Linked DNA regions of Homo sapiens: region 1 is linked to region 2. Evidence: read pairs that join two places in POLR2A ChIA-PET (ENCODE). Cell type or tissue: PC-9. All regions are shown on one strand.

Region 1 (2,500 bases), 550 kb before region 2:
ATTTAGTTTTAATCTAGGAAAAAAACCCCATATAACTAGATTTGGTCTTTTTATTAAAATGAATTGATCTTAGAAGAGCACATCATATGCTCAAAATATAGCTGTCATGTAAATCAAGACATATATTTGTTTTGTTCAATGAAATCTAGAAACTCTTAAAAAAACTGTTTACTGGCTTTTGATGTTTAATTGGGTGGAATGTATAAGAAATATCTGATGAATTTTTGACTTCTCTATTGACTTCCAAGCTTATATACAGCCAATGAACAAACTTTTCTAAGTCTTGTACTCTCTTTCCATTTCTACACAAATTCATATTGAATAGGAAATATTGAAATAAGATCTTTAGAATCCTCCTCTTGCAAATTATAGAACATATTAAAACCAGGTTAAACTTATTTAAATCTCTTTATATATTGTTTACCCACCTACCACGTAAATGTTACTGATTTTTCCATAGTAAAAAGTCTAAAAATCCAATGCATCTTACCTCCCCTAAACTACCTATCTCTCCAAACCTCTCATTATTCCTCCATATGTACCTTCTTTCAAGACTTAATTCAAGCCCTGCCTTGTTTTTGAGTTATTCTCTGTCTAGATAAATTATTGGTCACTCCTTTTAACCCAGAAGGCACCAATCATTTCTATTATTAATTTGATTCTTAGTATTTATTTTCTTTGTTGGGAGTTTTATTTATATTCCCTTCTAAAGTAGATATTTTACTTTTTTGGAAATCTCTGCCTACTAGCCCAGTACCTAATAAAAGGTCAATGATGATGATGATTTGAAAAACCATGTTCTACAGTGTTCAGATGTGCTTTTAGATAAGGGGATGATATAACTTTATCATCAAACTTTATAATGAAAAATAATCATGATGAAAATTTAAGATAAAATAATTTTAGAATATATTATTTGGCTAAGTGGAAAACTATCATGGAGTTTAATTAAAATTTCTTCATATTGAAAGAAGACAGGTATATAGAGGAGAAAAAAACATAAAAACAAAAAACATCTCAGGAATTCCACCTTCAGCTGCCCTTACTTCAATACCATGCCTCAGAAAGAACTTCATGACTTGGCAGGTTTACAGGTTGACTCAGTGTATATGCTGAGAATAGCCAAGGGCAAAATTTAGTGTTAACTAGATCAAGAACTCAGGGGACCCAGGTGTCTACTGTTTTCCATAGAAATAACCATAAACAATTTTAAATACTAGATCTGCTTTCCTTTTGGGTTTGTATAATGTAGAGTCAAAATAGAGGCTCTGGCACCTCATAGACACAGATTTAAATCCCATTTATGCCATTGGTAAACTATATGACCTCTGGCAAGTTATTTAACCTCCTTATGCCCTCATCTCTAAAATTGTAGTACGAAAGCAACACCCTAAGTATGATTGCAAGGATTAAGGGAAATAAAATGCAAAGTTCCTGGTACATAATTGATATCTACTAAGTGTGAATTTCTCTAAGTTCCTCATATCACATAATGGTAGATTTTTATTTACTGGGTGGTTATTCTGTACCAGGCACTCTCCTAAACACTTATATCATGGGGATTAACACATTTAATCCTTGTAGCATTCTTTTGCAATAGCTACTATCATCATCATCCTCATTATTATCGTCCTATTTCACAGATCTGGAACTGAGCCACTGAAAAGTAAAGTAACACAACTAGTAACTAGTACTTCTGGGGTTCAAAATAAACTTTTCATTTCTAAAATTAACCCATACCTTCTTATCCAGTAGACAACATAACCTCTCCCACTATCAGGTCATTTCCATGGCCTATATCCTGTGGACAATTTGAAAGCGATTTCCTTTTAACCCTTGTTTATCTAATTAGAACATAGTTTGGAGAAACATACAATGTTTTCCATAGCTGAGTATAAATCATTTCTTCCATCCTTTTGAATTAGCCACATCATTGCTCTCTTTCCATTGTGGGAAATCTAGCCTTGCTTGTTTGTACCTAGACAAAAGCACACTTTTTGTGTCAGAACCTGTGAAAATCTCATCTTCCTTGTTACCACCTATAAATGATTAATGAGACAAAACATTTTCAAGGATTCCAAATAATCTAAAAAATCCCACAAATTTTGAAAATCCACAAAGAGGTATCTAGGAAAACTTTCATGAAGTTAAGAGATGTTATCTGCTGTTCTAGGCGTGGGTGACTTTATCAAAACATTTCGCCCACTTTCAAATTTCCACTTGTTAAAACCTGAGGCCTTATTTGGCTGTCACTTACTGTACAGTGTTTTTCAGACAAGTTCCTGGCAGCTAATTTTAAAGAGATTTTGTGAAAAACACAAGCTGTGGAGTGCTCCTGTTGGAAGAGCACCCTCTGACCCTCTGCCTTAACATAAGAAAAAATTGCCAGTCTGTCCAAACCTCACCCACCTTTGGTTATCTTCAGAATCTTACAATTTGTGTTTCCTAAGGCAGCAATTTTCAAGCATGACTTTGAAACACTGCAGGCTTTTTCAAGTTA
Region 2 (2,500 bases):
TGGTATACATATTATTTTGTCACCCAGGTGCTAAGCATAGTACCTGACAGTTAGTATTTTTTTTCTGATCCTCTTCTCTCCTCCCACCCTCCATCCTCAAGTTGGCCCCAGTGTCTATTGTTCCTCTCTTTCTGTCTGTGTGTTCTCATTATTTGGTTACCACTTATAAGTGAAAACATGCAGTATTTGGTTTTCTTTTCCTGCATTAGTTTGCTAAAAATAATAGCCTGTAGCTCCATCCATGTTCCTACAAAGAACATGATCTCATTCCTTTTTATGGCTGCATAGTTTTCCATGGTATATATGTACCAGATTTTTCTTTATCCAATCTATCATTCATGGACATTTAGTTTGATTCCATGTCTTTGTGATTGTGAATAGGGCTGTAATTAACACATGCATGCACGTATCTTTATGGTAGAATGATTTATATTCCTTTTGGTATATACCCTGTAGTTTGATTGCTGAGTTGAATGGTAGTTCTGTTTTTAGTTCTTTCAGGAATCACCACACTGCTTTCCACAATGGTTGAACTATTAATAATTTACATTCTAACCAGTAGTATATAAGCGTTTCCTTTTCTCTGCAACCTTGCCAGCATCTGTTATTTTTTGACTTTTTAGTAATAGCCATTCTGACTGGTATGAAATGGTATCTCACTGTGGTTTTGATTTGTATTTCTTTAATGATTAGTGATATTGAGCATTTTTTCATACACTTATTGGCCATATGTATGCCTTCTTTTGAAAAATGTTCATGTCCTTTGCCCACTTTTTAATGGGGCGGTTTGGTTTTTGCTTGAATGTTCGTTTAATTTCGTTGTAGATTCTGGGTATTAGACTTTTGTCAGGTAATACAATTTACAAACATTTTCTCCCATTCTGTAGGTTATCTGTTTACTCTCTGTTAATAGTTGTGTTTTTTTTTCCTGTGCAGAAGCTCTTTAGTTTAATTAAGTTCCATTTGTCAATTTTTGCTTTTGTTGCAATTGCTTTTGGCATTTTTATCATGAAATCTTTGCCAGTTCCTATGTTCAAAGTGGTATTTATTTGGTTATCTTCCAGGGTTTTTATACCTTTAGCTTTTACATTTAGGTCTTTAATCCATCTTGAGCCCCACTTTGTTAACAAGACGCTATTCCTCTTTGGACTTTAGCTTGATGAAGCCACATTTTGAGAAAGAGTGCATTTTGGAAATATAGCATCTTAGAAGTGATCTTAGAAAGTGAAAGATTGGTAGTAACCTGCTGTGAGCAGTACAAGGAAAATAAAACTGAGTTATTCCTGTGGGACTACAGCTGACTCTCAGGTCCAGCCTGGCCTGGAGAGCATGTGCTTTTCTGCTCTTCCCTCCATACTCTTAGTTAGTGGTCAGCACATGATAATAGGATGTAAGGGAAGAAATAAATCTCTACTTGTTTTATTCTCAATCACAGTGACACCTGCATGAAATTGCCAGAGAAATTAAGGCCTCCCAATGACTACCAAAAAAAAAGACACTTTCCGCTTCCCATTGTCAGCACGTATTCTGATTGAATGTATATGTTTACTACTTGAAGTTCTCATGATTTCTAGGTAATTACTGCAAATATGGACCTCATACTGCTACTGCAGGCTTTGCCTCAAGAGTCCAAATACCATGGCCTCATGTTAGGGCCATTTGAGATCCTTTTTGAAAAAGTTGCTTTATTGTGCTAAAAACAAAGACACATAATATGAGATCTACCCTCTTACATTTTAAGTGTATAGTACATTATTATTAGCTGTTAGCACAATGTTGTACAGCATATCTCTAGAATTTATTCATCTTGCATGATTAAATGATACACATTGAACAACAACTCTCCATTTCTCCCTCCACCCAGGCCCAGCAACCACCATGCTACTTCCTGCTTCTATGAGTTCAACTACTTTAAATCCCTCATATAAGAGGGATCATGCAATATTTATCTTTCTGTGACTGACTTATTTCACTTGGCATAATGTCCTCAAAATTCATCCATGTTGTAGCATATGACAGGATATCCTTCTTTTAAGGCTAAATAATATTCCATTGTATGTATATACCACATTTTTTAATCCATTCGTTCATTGATGGATATTTAGATTGTTTCCACATCTTGGTATTGTGAATATACATAAATGAATATGGGAATATAAATATCTCTTTGACATGCTGATCTCAATTTTTTGGATAAATACCCAGAAGTTGAATTGGTAGATCATATGGTAGTTCTGTTTTTAATTTTTTGAGGAACTTCCATACTGTTTTTTATAGTAGTGGCATCACTTTACAGTCCCACCATCAGTACATAAGGATTCCAATTTCTGTATGTCCTTGCCAACAGGTTTTTTTTTTTAATAATGGCCATCCTAACAGGAGTGAAGCAATATCTCATTGTGGTTTTCCTTTGCATTTCCTTAATGATTAGTGAGGTTGAGCATCTTTTCATATCCCTGTTTGCCATTTTTTGTCTTCTTTGGAGAAACGTCCATTTCTT

What was found. ChIA-PET counts read pairs that join two places held together with the same protein. Peaks named below come from ENCODE experiments on the same cell type or tissue, not always from the same donor. Only the 100,000 strongest peaks of a DNase experiment are listed, where the experiment ranks them.
Region 1: POLR2A ChIA-PET joins it to region 2 with 6 read pairs; 2 of 35 experiments call an interaction of 5 or more read pairs at or near these places.

Annotation. Positions count from the first base shown.
Region 1 is chr5:59,772,086-59,774,585 of GRCh38, reverse strand. The region is part of intron 1 of PDE4D (phosphodiesterase 4D); the gene reads left to right. Among named protein-coding and RNA genes, the nearest start is that of MIR582, 70 kb to the right of the region's middle. In PC-9, no CTCF peak of the experiment used is centred here; a DNase peak (open chromatin) is centred at 1,105; H3K27ac peaks cover 1,214 bases.
Region 2 is chr5:59,225,850-59,228,349 of GRCh38, reverse strand. The region is part of intron 1 of PDE4D (phosphodiesterase 4D); the gene reads left to right. Among named protein-coding and RNA genes, the nearest start is that of PDE4D-AS1, 190 kb to the right of the region's middle. In PC-9, no CTCF peak of the experiment used is centred here; no DNase peak of the experiment used is centred here.